Linked DNA regions of Homo sapiens: region 2 is linked to region 1. The links are chromatin loops, found by intact Hi-C in ENCODE. Cell type or tissue: PC-3. All regions are shown on one strand.

What was found. A loop is a pair of places that touch in the nucleus more often than their neighbours do. Peaks named below come from ENCODE experiments on the same cell type or tissue, not always from the same donor. Only the 100,000 strongest peaks of a DNase experiment are listed, where the experiment ranks them.
Region 2: a loop joins it to region 1, with 12 times the contacts of the local background. A loop is called at or near these places in 4 of 110 quality-filtered maps.

What each region holds. Positions count from the first base shown.
Region 1 is chr10:106,553,756-106,561,755 of GRCh38, reverse strand. No RefSeq gene overlaps it. Among named protein-coding and RNA genes, the nearest start is that of LINC02624, 420 kb to the right of the region's middle. In PC-3, CTCF peaks have their summits at 3,031 and 5,980; DNase peaks (open chromatin) are centred at 625, 2,095, 3,215 and 4,495; H3K4me3 peaks cover 506 bases; H3K27ac peaks cover 6,527 bases.
Region 2 is chr10:106,396,723-106,404,722 of GRCh38, reverse strand. No RefSeq gene overlaps it. Among named protein-coding and RNA genes, the nearest start is that of LINC02624, 260 kb to the right of the region's middle. In PC-3, a CTCF peak has its summit at 3,375 (motif pointing left); a DNase peak (open chromatin) is centred at 6,242; H3K27ac peaks cover 5,830 bases.

The sequences.
Region 1 (8,000 bases):
TTTGGGTTCTTTGGAGAAACAAGACCAATAGGATATATACATATAGAGAGAGATATATTTTAAATAATTGGTTCACATGATAATGGGGCCTTAGACTGAAATCCACAGGACAGGCTGGCAGGCTACAAATCCCAACAAGAGTTGATGTTGCAGTCTTGATTCCTAAGACACAATTCATTCCTCCTCCCGGGAGCATAGTCTTTTCTCTTAAGGTGTTTAACTGGGTGAGGTTTACCCACAATATGGAGGGTAATCTGCTTTACTCAAAGTCTACTGATTTCAATGATAATAAGATCTAAGAAAAAAAAATGCTGTCATGGCAACATCTAGACTGTGTTTGACCAAACAACTGGGCACTACTGCCCAGCCAAGCTGGCACACAAAATTACCCAGCACACGTCGTCAGTACCCCAGACTATACACTTTTTTCATATAGGAAAGCTGGTAGATTGTCATTGTCTAAGAAATGTCACACAATTATGTGACAGTCTTGAAGAAGAAAATATAACTTTTTTATCTTCCAGATTAAAAAATTGAATGGGGTTTGGCACCTCAGGAGGATGGAAGCATTTACAAGTCACTGCCTACTTTAAAGGCATATCAGATGGCTGACTCATGCCTAACTATTCTGTTCCCATGGGAGAGTCTAGCAAGAACAGGCCTCAATTTACTCACATGACTAAATTAAATGGACAGAGTGTAACAGGACTTGAGATGCCCCCATCGTAAACGCAAAAGCACCAGGCAGGAGAAATCAAAATTCTGCCTTTGCTAAAGCAGCTACTAGTGCCTAAGGACTGAGATAGAATTTTGTTTTTTTAGTAAAATTTAAAATGTTAACTGTTTTTGCATAAGCACACTTTCCTCAAAGTAAAAGCATGAAGAACAGCACTTAAACATATAACGGATAAAAGAAAAGAAAGAAAAGGATTAGAGATAAATTTCTCTAGCCAGGTGACGAATGAAATCGAGCACAATTTTTTAATATCAGGGAGGTTTCATATACATCCTGGTCAAGCAGAGCCAGAGTGGTGGACACCCTGACACAGTTCAGAAATAGCAGCTCTGGAAGAAGTGGGCCCAAAGTCAATAGAGAGATGGAGCAGAAAAGAGGACGGAGTCACGCTCCTGACCAACCAAAATAGTTGTTCCAGTGTCCTCATCTGCAGAAATACCAGATGACGCAAAACATATTCTTTGTTTCTGAGATGGAGTCTCACTCTGCCGCCAAGGCTGGAGAGCAGGGGCACGCGATCTCGGCTCACAGCATCATCCGCCTCCTGGGTTCAAGCGATTCTCCTGCCTCAGCCTCCTGAGTAGCTGGGATTACAGGTACGCACCACCACGCCCGGCTAATTTTTTGTATTTTTAGTAAAGACGGGGTTTCGCCATGTTGGCCAGCCTGGTCCCAAACTCCTGACCTCAAGTGATCCGCCCGCCTCAGCCCCCCAAAGTGCTGGGATTATAGGCGTGAGCCACCGCACCCAGCTGACCCAAAACATATTCTTCTCTTCATCTTTCATTCTAAGTCTCTATCCTTCTGCTGTACTTAAGAGAAGCATTCATGTCTGTATTTCCTTAAGGAAAAAGTTTTCAAATAATGATGAAGCTAAAAGCCTCTCTGATCATCATGAAAAACTTTACTACATTTCTTTTGGGAACAGGATTAAGATAGGAAAGAGCATATTAAACAGAGAATAGATCATCTTCCAGATTGGCTGAAACAGCAATGGCAATAGAGAGTATTTTGGGATATAAAGCTAAAGAGATGGGTTGGTGATAGATCATGGAAGGCCTTAACTAACAGACTGAAAAGATAGGTCTTTATCAAGAGACGAAAATTCAATTCCAAAGCCTTTAGAAGTTTTTAGCAGTGAAATGGTATGCTCAGAACTCTGCTTTTAAAGTTTACTTTGGAGCAGAGTGTAAGATGGATGGTGTATTAGTTATCTATCACTGCATAAGATATTGCCCCAGAATGTTGCAGCTTAAAAAAACAAACATTGTTACTTCTGCAGTTTCAAAGAGGTAGAAATCCAGAAGTGAGTAAGCTAGGTGATTCTGACTCAAGGGTTTATGAGGCTGTGGTCAAACTGTTGGCCAGTACTACAATCGTAGGAGGACTTGAGTGGGCCGGAGGATCCCCCAAGATAGCTCAATCTCATGGCTTTCACTGGAACATTTAGTTCCTCACCACATGGGCTTTTCTACAGGCTGCCTAAATGTCTTCATGCCATTTCATGACATAGCTTCCCCTAGAGCGTTCCAAGAGAAAGTGAATGAGGAGGAAGCCTCATGCTTTTAATGACCTAGTCCCTGAAGTTGCACCCTGTCACTTCTGCTCTATTCTATTATTAGAAATAGGTCACTGGCCAGGCGTGGTGGCTCACGCCTATAATCCCAGCACTTTGGGAGGCCAAGGTGGGCAGATCATAAGGTCAGGAGATTAAGACCATCTTGGCTAACACAGTGAAACCCCGTCTCTACTAAAAATACAGAAAATTAGCCAGGCATGGTGGAATGTGCTTGTAGTCCCAGCTACTCGGGAGGCTGAGGCAGAAGAATCGCTTGAACCCGGGAGGCGGAGGTTGCAGTGAGCCCAGTGAGTGAGACCCCGACTCCGTCTCAAGGGAAAAAAAAAAAAAAGAAGTGGGTCACTAAGTCCCGCCTACTCTCAAACATGGGCAGGGGCAGGAGTCAGAGGAAGGAACTGGGCTCCAACTCTTGAAGGGGGAGATAACAAAGAATTTAGGGACATGAATTATTAATAAGACCAATATAGATGGTTTATCATTGGAATGTCTTAGGGATTTTTACCTTACATCTGGTGCCTCCCATTCCAGAGGATATTTGGGGCAGGAAAACAAATCAGAAGTCTGGTGCAATGGTAAAGAGGCCAAACAAGGAGACCTCAGCTAAGGCAGTGTGTTGAAGAAGAGGAACGTCAGGAGAAACATTTATGAGGATAAATTATGAGGGTTATTTTTAGCAAGACTTTCAGTAAATTAGATGTTAAGAACTATTCAAAATTTTCTTATTTTTAAACTATCTGTCGTCATCAGATAGGGTATATGGGACTGGTCAGATGATGGCGTCGTTGGCAAGAATAAAGAAGTTAGAGGACATGTTGAGGAGACACAGAGAGATAATGTGTTTGCTTCTGCAAAGATTGACTTTGTAATATCAGTGGCCCTCCCATGTGCAAACATCTAGCAGGCTGTTGAAATACTAACCTGGAACTGAACCATGAAAAATAGGGGATGAGCAATAATATAAATAAGCAATAATATAAACTCGGCAAGGAATGGCTTGGCCAAAGGGGAAGGAAGGAAGACGGTTCAGTTTAGCCTCTTGAAAAATGGATACATTTGCAAGAAGGAGGAAAAAACCAGAATTTTTGAAAGGAATCAAGAAAAGAGTTCAGAATTGCACGGGACATGATAGCAGGAGGAAAGGGAAGATGAGGTCAGTTTGCAGTGCCGAATGTTGTGAGAGGTCAGGAAGGAGCTGGACTGTGTGGGGACAAGTGTGTTCAGAGATTGTGCTGTCTGTGGTATCTAGGAGAAGGTTATAAGCAGGATGGGAAGTGAAGAAAAACACATGGCATGGAGTTGAGCAGTGAGAGGAAAACCTCAGTAGTGTGCTGAGAAAGGTTTAACAGCTGGCTCTCCATGTGGGTGAGTGGGTGGAAACCCTGATGTGTACCATTTGCTGGATTCCAGTGTGTAAATATTTCTACCATGGCCAATTTCAAGCTACCCATGGTTAATAACTGCCTCACAAGTTCCAGAAAAACTTAGCCATCAGTTCTCACAAGCCGTTATGAGCTGGCTACAGTACATCACTGGAAGAATTGAAAGATAAATGCATATGTTCATCTTCTAAGCCTTATATTATATGTAAGGCATTCTTTTGAACTTAAAACAAATATGGGCCTGGTATAGTGGCTCACGCCAGCAATCCCAGCACTTTGGGAGGCCGAGGCAGGCAGATCACCTGAGGTCAGGAGTTTGAGACCAGCCTGGCCAACATGGTGAAACCTCATCTCTACTAAAGATACAAAAATTAGCCGGGCGTGGTGGTGGGAAACTGTAATCCCAGCTACTTGAGAGGCTGAGGCAGGAAAATTGCTTGAACCCAGGAGGCAGAGGTTGCAGTGAGCTGAGATCGTGCCACTGCACTCCAGCCTGAGCAACAGAGTGAGACTCCATCTCAAAACAACAACAACAAAAAATAAACGTTAACATACACTTATGCCCTATAAATGTGGAAAAGCATGATAGTGTCTCAGAAAGCTTTCCATAAGCCCCATAATTTTCAGAAGCCAGAGAAAATCTTTTTTTGTCTTACCCTCTTGCCTCCCCCATCAATGTTACAGGGACACCTGGGGTTCACATAGCCATCCAGAGTTCACATTTCCCTTCTTTTGTCTCTCCCTTCCTTTCTGTCACTTTTTCCTTGGGGATGACTTTACCTCACAGCAGCTACATTTTTCCATTATGAATCTTTTGCATTAAATGCTCACATTCTTCATGGATGAAGTATTGCAAAAACAAGCAAGCCTCTTACTTTCTAATACCCACTGTCTCTCAGAGTAGAATTTTGATATGTCATACTTAAAGCCTTCTTCCACACCAGGGATAAGAATAGTGGGGGACAAAAGGACAAATGAGGAAGTGGCCTAGGTCTTCCCACACTTAGAACATGTAAAATATTCACAGTGCAAAACTAGCTACTCACTATCTCCCACTGTTAGAACTTGTGTAATTTTCATCATCATTTAGATTTTGATCAATGGTATCCTTGTTTTTGAGCCATCAGACCCCATGAAGAAATCCTCACAAAGACAATCCAAAGACAAGGGCTCACTTTAACCTGCAAGTATTTCTGCCATGCCAGGGCTGAATATGCTTACCGGGGAGTTCTAAAGAAACTCAGTGCCAACATTTATTCATGATGTATGTTCTTCCAAGCCTAAAATTACCAGACTTGAAAGCTGTGTGATTTTAAAATGAATTGATCAAGACCATAACTGTTAATAAAATGCATGACTACAGTCTGTATATTAACTACGATCTCTGAGAAAATATACTTGGGAATCACAGAGCCGTATTTTGCACTTGGTCTTAGAATCCTCATTTTTAAAAATCCCACTGCTAATTAAATCCAACTGAATATTTCCTTTACCTGAAGATAGAGAAGTGCTTCTTGTTTGTCAAATCCCTTTCAGCCAAATAACCACTTAACTAATCTCAAATTGAATATCTTATTTAAGATTTTGAATTATCCTTTCTCTCCAGAGAGCTGCTGTTGAATATTGTAATAGCATTATCCAGAGAAATATTTCTTATCCTCTTGACTGAAGGAAAGGGGGAAAAAACCTGTTTCGTTATATCACTGAGTAGATTGAAATCTGGGAAAATGAACAAGCTGACATTTTTAAGCCAAAGACCATTAGTAGGAGGCAGAAGTGGCTTTCATCACTGCATACAAATCCTAGTCCTGAGCTCACCGAAAAGAAAAGAGAAGTTTGGTCTTTTGCTACCTAGACTAATTTGATGATTCCTGCTGAGAGTGACTGGGATGACAGCATATCATAGGGAAAAGAGAAACAGACCTGTCTCCTTCACTTACTACCTTTGTGATCTTCGATAATTTACTTAAATACTTTGAACTGCAGTTCAAATGGCATCTTAGACATTCCTGAAATAGTACCTGACTTTTTGCCATTAAGGCCTATTTTAATTGAAATTATATCAAAAAAACATATTGCAAAATTAACTCATTATTTCTCTGTTCATACCATGAAATGGCTCACCATTTCACTCTATTACAACCCTACATCCTTCATCTTTTCAGTGGCCTATGATCTGTCGCTCTGTTACAGCTCCAACCTCCATCCCTGTTCCTCTGTCCTGTGCTCTCACTGTGCCAGCCACACTAGCCTCCTGCCTGTCTTTTAGAGAAGTGCACTCTTACACCAGGCCCCTGCACTTCTTCCTGGAATGTTCTGATTTCCCACAGGGCTTGTCCTCTCACTTATATCTCAGTGAAGTTTTCTGAAATGGCAACACTTCAACACGGCTGCTAACACTTCTTACCCTTCTGTTAAAAGATAATTTATTAAAAAAATCTTCAGTCTCATATAAATATCTGTCACGGTTAATTTTATGTGTCAACTTGGAGAGTGTTTTGGAATGAGATTAACACTTAAATTCGTGAATTTCAGTAAGTAGGTTCTCTTCCAAAATGTGGGCAGCCCTCATTCAATCTGTTGGAGGCCTAAGTAGAATAAAAAGACTGGCCTCTCTGAGCAAGAGGGAATTATCCAGCAAACTACCTTCAGATAGGAACTGCACCTTTGGCTCTCCTGGGTCTCTGGCTGCTGGCCCACACTGCAGATTTTCAACTCTCCAGGCTTGATAGTTGTAGGAGCCAATCCCTTATAATAAACCTCCCTCCATATTTATACACATCTTATCAGTTCTGTTCCTTTGGAGAATTCTAACTAATACAACATCAAATTAACAAGTGTCAAATATTTTACTTAACTCACTAATTAATGAGTAAACCACTAAGATGTTAAGACAGATGACAATGAAAATTGAACTTCAGTTTCCTTGGGCCAGGCATATGGGCATAATTATTTCCTCTGTGTAGTTGTCTTAACAGGCTGCAATCAAAGTGTTGACCAGGGCTAGGTTATCACACAGAGGATCAACCAGAGAGGCATCTACTTCCAAGCTCAGATTGTCAGCAGAATTATCTTCCCACAGTTGTAGAACTGAGGACCTTGCTTCTTGTTGGCTGTCAGCTAGAGGCTGTCCTTAGCTCCAAAAGGCCACCTGAAATTCTTGTAGACCGATCCCCATTCCTTCCCATGTGAGTTTTAATTATATGGTCACTTACTTCATTAATCCTGCAAGGAGATCCTCCAGAGCAAGTCTGCTAGCAAGACGCAGATGTATATAACATGAAGTAATTATGGAAGTGACATCCCATCGCTTTGTTATATTCTGTTGGTGAGAGTAGAAGCAAGTCACAGATCCATGATTACTCAAGGGGAAGAAATTACACGAGGACACAAATACCAGAGTTGTGTACTATTGTGATATACCTTAGAGTCTGTCTGCCACACAGCCAAAGTCATTCAAAGACTCACACTCCTATGGAATCATATACTCCTTGGGGGGTCCACTAGATAAGACAGCCATTTGGAAGAATGCCAGTTTCTTAAAAAGCTCTACACAGTCTTGCGATGTGTTTGAAAAATCATACTGTTAGGTATTTCAATCGTGAGTTGAAAGCTGATGTCCTCACAAAAACCTGCACACAAATGTTTATAGTAGCTTATTTCACTGTCATCAAAAACTGATTGCAAGGGGTTCTGAAGAAACAGAGGAAGAGCTGAATAGAACAGTGGAACTATTCTGTGACACTATAACTGTGAATAAATAACATTATGCAATTTTCAAAACCCACAGAACTTTACTACACAAAAAATGAACCTTAATATGTGCAAATTAAAAAAAATCATTTAGAAGTTCTGGAGAATTCTAGGATGGAATGCAGAGTTTGAAGTTAATCAAATTTATTCTTAGGTAAATTACTGTCTTTCACTAAGGAGAAAGCATGTAAGGAAAGAGGGGAAAAGAAAATTGCTGCTTGTCTAGCAACTCATACCCTCTTCACATGCTAACACATTTGGTCACCACAACCATCCTCTCAGACAGTCCTTACTATATCCTCATTTTACAAACCAGGAGTTTGAGGCTCAAGGAAGCTACGTCACCCTCCCAAAGCTGTACCTCAATAATGAGCAAAGCCATAATTTTAACTAGAAGAATCTTATGTCCCTAAATTTTCCCTACCAATCAATGATTCTTATTTTAGGATATAAAATATTTTCTCCGAGATTTGGAAAGCTTTTTCTCCCCTTTAAAAAAAAAAAGTGGTCCACTTTTAAGTTTGAACACTACTGCCTATTCTATGGTCTCTCC
Region 2 (8,000 bases), 160 kb after region 1:
TGCTACACATAGGGATGCCACTATGCATTTTTCTTTTTCATTAAGAGCTGGTAAAAGTGCTTAGCTGAGTACAGCTGAGAAAAGAGTCTGTGTTTTGATAGAACCTCACTTTATACCTACTTTCTTCCTCATATCCTATGAGCAAACACATGGCAGTCAACACTGAACTATTCTTTCCTCATATCATCTTAAGATTTTCAGAAGATTCTCTTTGTTTCGTTTTTAGCTTTTTTTTGAATTTTTTATTTCAATAGGTTTTTGGGGAACAGGTATTGTTTGATTATATGAACAATTACATAAATTGAAATAAATGATTTTGATTTTGAGAAGATTCTTGACACTGTTTATATATTTACACAAAGTTAACTTTAAGACTTGGGAATTTCTTCGTTTCAAAATTACAAAAAGCCCAATGCTTAGGCAAGAGAGCAGAGCTCATTATAAGGATATAGGACTTTCTCCTAGAACCTTATGTTGGGAAGTAGAGTCAAGTCCAAGGTAGTTTGAAACCTGGTACTGTAAAGCTCTCAAGAATCAAAGCAGGTGCATAGAAAGGCCTCTCTTTCTAGACAGGTAATTTCAACCTTTTTCTTTTTAGGGGGGCATTTTTCCTGAATTTTTCAGCTCCCAAGTTTACAGGTCTGGATCAAATGGCCAGCAGAAAATGATAAGCATCAATTAATGCTGATTCAAACAATCAAGACAAAGTGGATGGAGCAACATGGATAACATATCCATCTCTGCATCAATCAGGTATGGCCATGAAAAGAGGACCATCAGGGCAAACAGGCCACAGGGTCCCATAACATAGATTGAGCAGGGAGGGAAGTTATCACAGAGGGAAGTTGTGGGTGAAGCAGACACTGCAAAAGTTGTGCACTGGCAGTAAAAATGTCACCAGTAGAATTGTAAGGTGGCTTTGCTTTCCTCCAATATATTAATATTTAGTCTTGCAGATTGCTAGTTACTCATTGAGGAAGGCTTTGCTCTCTGTGTATAGTCCCCACTTTCTTTCGCTTTGCTCTGAATGTTCGATGTTCTCTTATCAGTATCTTTGGCATCACAGGGTCAGTGTTTACAGATTTTTACATCATTTATTGAACAAATATTCCCTGGTTGTTCATGTCTAATATCTCTATGTCACAGAAAAAGTGAACTTACCTTAAAATATTGTTTTTTCTTTCTTACACCAAAATGCCAAGGAATGGTGAAGAATAATCAAACATAGTGATTATGTGTATTCCTCATTTTAAATGTAGACACAGTATTCTCCAGAAGTCCTATCCTACAGGCCAATTATGTATGTTTTCCTACTCTCCAAATGACTTATTTTCTCTCTTCAAGCCTCATCCATTTCAACAAACTCTAATTCTCAGCTATAATTTCCCTCATAGTTTATTGAGCTAATAGGAATAAAGGTACTTATTTATATTTTCAACATCATATTTATTAACCCACCTGCATTTATGTAATATACTTATACTGACTGTCCTTCTCTTTCCATGGCTGAATGTGTTCTTGTTCCTAGATGAGACCAACCCTCCCCTTTTAGTCTCCTGAATCTATCCTCTTCTGTTCAAGGACCTCATGTCTGCTTTATACAGAATTCTTTTTCCAGAATAATCTATTTCTCCTTCTCTATTGAACAATTCCACTATCACTATATCCCCTATTGATATCTCAATATCTCCTATCTTAAAGAACATTCTGTTGACTCTACTGCCAACACTTTTTTTTCCTATTCTCCCGTAAGATTCTTTAAATGTGGTCTGTAGTTGCTGTTCCCACCTTATCATCTTGCATTCTCCTATCAACCCACTATAATTGTACTTCAGTCCCTGCCACTCCATTGAGACTATTCTCATTTCATATCGATGACATCCACATTGCTAGCACACTGATTAGGTCTGTTCTTTTCTTAAACTGTCTTAAACTGTTAAACTGTCTTAAACTCCATTCAAAAGCACTGATTGTGGCTGTTTATTCCATGACTATTCACATTCTGTTTTCTTGGCTTTGTGAACAGCACACTTCCCTGGCTTTTCTCCTACTTTGAGGCTCCTTTGAGGCTCCTTTGAGGCTGCTTGTTCTTGGCCTACTTTGCTAACTGCTTCTCCTCTATTCAGCTTTTAAATATTGCATTGCTTCATGGCTCAGTCCTAGACCCCTTTCTCTTCCCTAAGTACTCATTCTTCTTAGGCGAACTCACTTAGCCTCCTGCCTATAAATACCATGCATATGCCCTTCACCTTCCAATTCACTACTCACAACATGACCTCTTCCCACAACTCTGCACCAGTGTATGTAACTACCTACTTACCACATGTTTAGATTTCTCATAGATATCATAGAGTTAAGAGGTCTGAACTAGAGTTGTTTATTTTAATTTCTGTGGGTACATAGTAGGTATGTATATGTATGGGTTACATGAGATGTGGCATGCAATGCATAATAATCACAAGGGTGAATGGGTGATTACCCATCACCTCAAGCATCTATCCTTTGCATCACAAACCATACTCTTTTAGTTATTTTTAAATTTATATATATATATATTTTAATTTATAGTTATTTTTAATTTAATTTTATTTTATTTAGTTTTTTAATGTATACTTTTAGTTGTTTTTTAATGTACAATTAAATTATTTTGACTATAGTCACCCAGTTGTGCTAGCAAATACTAGGTCTTATTCTATTTTTTTTGTAGCCATTAACCTTACCTCCTCCCCCACCCCAACTACACTTCTCAGCCTGTGATAACCATCCTTCTACTTTCTATCTCCATGAGTTTAATTATTTTAATTTGTAGATCTCACAAATAAGTGAGAACATGTGATGTTTGTCTTTCTGTGCCTAGCTTACTTCATTTAACATAATGCAAATGACAGAATCTCATACTTTTTTGTTGCTGAAGAGTACTCCATAATAGCCAAAATTTGGAAGCAATCTAAGTGTCCATCAACAGATGAATGGATAAAGAAAATGTAGTACATGAACTAGAATTCTTGACTGTCACTTACTCTCACTCAACTCTTCCTATATTCTTTCCCATTCCAGTGAATGGTAAAACCACCCACTCAATTGCTTATGTCAATAAGCTAAGAGCAATCCTCAACCTTATTTTCCCCTCCTCTTACCATATAAGATCCACTACCACATTTTTTTTGCCTCTGCTTCCAAAATGCATCAAATATGTACCCACTTCTCTGTCTCTCTGCTCCTACTGCTATCATTCAAATCACCACCATATCTTGCCTGGATGTCTTTAACAAATACTTGGCTTTCAATTTTTTTCAATAGAACCCTTTGTCCATATGCCTTTTATGTTAAATTTTTAAGAAGTTGAAGCCAATAACTTGGCTCCCCCTACTGGAAATAAAACCCTCCAGTGGAACTTGGATTTTAATCTAACTCCTTACTCTGATTTATAAAATTTTATCTGACCAGGCCTGTGACCAGTTCTCTGACCTCATTATTTATACCAGATTTTCCTGAATTTATTGTAATCAAGAAAAACAAAATTAAACCACCAATCCCCCTACCTCCCATCCCTAATACACACACAAATATACCAACCACACTCACGTATATGTAGTGGCTTGTTTCCGTTCCCAACACACCAAGCTTGCTCACACTTCAGGGTCTGTCTCGGTCAGCTTGGGCCGCTATAACAAAAATCCTATGGACTTGGTGGTTTAAATATGTTTCTCACAGTTTTACAGTCTGGGAAGTCCATCACTGAGGTGCTGATAGATTCTGTGTCTGATGAGAACCCTCTCCTGGTTTTCAGATGGCCATCTTGTTGGATTTTTACATAACAGGGGTGGGGTTAACTCTCTGGTATCTTCTTATAAAAGCATTATTCCATTATGAGGGCTCCACCCTAGAACCTTATCTAAACCTAATTACCTCCCACGGCTGTCACCTCTTAATATATCACACTGGGGAGTAGGTGTTCACCATATGAATTTTGGAGGGTACATAAATATTCAGTCCCTTTCAGGGTCTTTGCACTAGCATACCGAAACATACTTTATTTTTGCGTGGCTACCTTTCTTGTAATTCACATTTCAACTTTACTACTGTCTTTTGAAACAAGCCTCCTCTGACCATCCAATCCTTTTCTATCATGTTGCCCTGTTTTCATCACCCACAGAGCACTTATCTCCTGAGACTGAAACAGAACCTGTCTTATATCTGCAAGTGCTTGATAAATATTTGTTGTTGCTGTTTTTGCACAAAGCCTTTGATGTTTTGTAGGGCAGGGATCTACTCATTTTATTTTGTGTTCTAAATAAGTAAAAGAACAACATCTAATTTGATTTGAATTATAGTAATTAAGACACAATACAGAAATGCAATTAAAAATAAAGCAAGGAGCAAACTGAACCCTAAATTGCATATTTTTGGAGGCAGCATGCAATTAACCAGAATGAAATAAATCTGCTTTTGAGAACATGGGGTGGGAATGAGAATCTATAATGATCATAGTTCTTTGGATCCTGTTTTTACATTTCATGAAAAAGAAAAAAAATTATACTGGCTGATTATCTTTACTCTTTACTGTCTGTAAACTTCCAAAGCTCTGTGGTAGGATTTTTTTTTTTCTTTGAGACAGATTCTCGCTCTTTTGCCCAGGTTGGAGTGCAGTGATGTGATCTTGGCTCATTGCAACCTCCACCTCCCAGGTTCAAGTGATTCTCCTGCCTCAGCCTTCCGGGTAGCTGGGATTACAGGTACCCACCACCACACCTGGATAATTTTTGTAGTTTCAGTAGAAATGAGATTTCATCTTGTTGGCCAGGCTGGTCTCAAACTCCTGAACTCAAGTCATGTACCGGCCTCGGCCTCCCAAATTGCTGGGATTATAGGCATGAGCCACCGCTCCCGGCCTGTGGTAGGTTCTTTATGGGAAGGTTGGAACTAGACCAGTGCTTTGGCCTTTTATCTCATGCATGGCCTTAATAGTAGCATAGGGAAAGAGACTTTGGGAATTCCAGTTTTACCACTGAATGATCTGTGGAAATCAACAAGCTGTGTAGTGAGGAGACTCAGACAGTGAACTATAGTTCTCCAAAGAATCGCTCTTGGTTTTACACAATGCACTCGTGGATATATTCTTCAGGAATTAGAAAAAAACGTGTATGAGGTGGGAAAGTTAGATGATTTCCATATCTATGGATTTAAATATCAATCAACTAGTCATTTTTACCAGGAACACAAATGTTTGTGCTGTTTATATTGTCTAGAAGTTATTCACCCTTTTTGTGATAATAGCGGTTCAGCTTTCCCCTGGGGGAACCCCCTCTTTCTCTTGCCTTCAGCTTACAGGTTTTCTGTGGAGTCAGCTAAGCCATCACTCCAGGAGCAGACATGCTTCTTAGCCTGGTCAATCAGAATATCTCATGCCCCTGGCTGTGGTAATTGGTTCACTGACAGGCAGATAATCAGAGTCAATACAATGAAATGGGACTGTTGTTGGGACTGCTGAGAGAAAAGCACTCTCTTCTGTTTCTCCTTCCTTTATCGTGACAGAATGGGGGCTTAGATCTGCTAGACCAGAGGTCTCCAAACTTTTTGGCACAAGGGACCGGTTTCGTGGAACACAATTTTTCCACGGACAGGTGGAGGCGGATGGTCTCAGGATGAATCGAGTGCATTACATTTATTGTGCACTTTATTTCTACTATTATTGCATTGTAATAAATAATGAAATAATTATACAACTCACCATAATGTAGAATCAGTGGGGGCCTTGGGCTTGCTTTCCTGCAACTAGACAGTCCCATTTGGGGGTGATGGGAGACAGTGATAAATTAGCAGGCGTTAGGTCCTCAAAAGGATTGCGAAACCTAGATCCCGCACCCATGGAGTTCACAATAGGGTTCACGCTTCTATGCTAATCTAATGCCTCTGCTGATCTGGTAGGAGGCGGAGCTTAGGCAGTAATGTGAGCAATGGTGAGGGGCTGTAAATACAGATGAAGCTTCACTTGCTTGCCTGCCACTCACCTCCTGCCATGTGGCCTGGTTCCTAACAGGCCACAGAGGGATACTGGTCCGTGGCCTGGGGATTGGGGACACCTGTGCTAGACCATATTGCTACCCCAAAAAGAGTGTGAGTACAGCTGATCAGGCCCAGGGGACAGAGAGCAATCAGGGTATGACTTACAGTTGGCCCCATTCCTGGCTTTCTTAGTTATGTAAACAAATACGTTTCCATTTTGAGTCATGTTTTTTGTTATTTGGTGTTGAAAGTGCTTCTTGAGAGATATTCAACTTATGGCTCATTTTCCTGTTTCCTCTGTGTGTGTGTGTGTGTGTGTGTGTGTGTGTGTGTGTGTAGTCATCCTTTCTGCCTTGCCTTGTAGGTTGGGATCCAGGAACACAGATTTACTGTATTCCTGATTTTGATGGCACAGTTATGTAGACTTGTATTAATTTCCAATTTTTATTTATGGCTGTCTTATGGTACTATGGCCATGTCATACTATATTTCTGAGAGCACTGAACATCAAAAATACTTATTAATATGGACATTTAATTGATAATTATCCTTGCACAATGCTTTGTGGATGTCATGGCATTGGGCTTACTGTGAGTAACAAAAAGGTTTAAAAATCAGGTCTTCTTGTCTCCAACTTTCATTTCTGACTGGAAGGATAGGATTGCTTATATGAAGCAGTTGAACTGGGAAATAGCTTTCTATAGTTGTGAAAATGGGAGGTAACATTGAATTTAATAGTTTAATAAAGGGATAGATGACTATGGTTCGGGATATCCATAGAAGAATCATGGAGTATTGGGGAATTGAATTAAACTTAAGGGATAGGCAGGCTCAGTGTAGCTGGAGAGGATTCAGGAGACTATTTTTGGTGAGAGGCAAATAGAAAAACTTTGTTGCCATTGGAAAACAAAGTGAGTGGAACAGCGGATGTTCCTTAATTGTACAAGCTATTCTTATTATAATGTGTCAGGTAAGTCATTTCCAGAATATAATTTTGTGGAATCTAAAACCAAATTTACATGAGAAGGCCTTATTTTTAGTTTACGGTTCAGAAAGTTGAGGTATTGTGCAGTTACATAACTTGCCTACATTACTCAGCTTATAGGTGGTACAATGATGAGGAAAATGGACCATAGATCTCACTACGGAGTTTGTGCTTTTGAGGGTTGCACAGGCAAAGTGGTACCAGTTCATAGAGGACCTCCAAAGCTGGCCTGAGGAATCTGGTGAGAATTCTTGAGAGAGGTCTTTCAGGTAATCTTCTAGTAGCCCACATAGTGAGGTTTTTGAGTCAGAATTTTGGTGTAATTTGAAATAACCTAAGTAATGAGGCATCTTCTTCCATGATGACATTCTGATAAGGAAGATTCCTCTAAACTAGAAGAAGTCTTTCTTTGCTTCATTTCATCCAAATTTCCTTAGGAGCTTTCTGTTCTCATCCCTAGATCCATTCCCCAGCTGGTTTCTACAGGTTAGAGTGAAATTAGAATTGTAACAGGAAAGTTAAAGCCTGTTTTGCATTAGATGTATTTAAAATCCATTTGTAAATTTTTCTAACAGCTGCAAAGTGGCTTTTTAACACATCCAGTAATTGAAATTATTTTGTAATGCAAGTCTTGTCATACATCATTAAGATCATCCTTCTACCTCTAGGCCGATTTAGGAGTGGCTCAGGCATTTGGACTGCCCTGCTGAATAAATCTAATTTGTTTATAGCTATCAGGGATGCAACATTAGGTTTGGTGATTCCAGAGTGACTGTTACATTCAGACATTCACAGTTTTACCAGCTCTGGAGTTACTTTGCAGAATCCATCCTTGTCTTGGTTACTAGGGTGTGGTAATGCCGGTCTCTTATTATTCATTATAGGTAATAATCTTTTCCCCTGAGATCTGTGCCTCTGTGTCTCACCATTAAATTTGGAAATAGAGAATTGCTCAAAATGCTGTCTTGCATTGGTTCCAGTGCCTCTGTCTTTAAAACTCCTTTCAGTC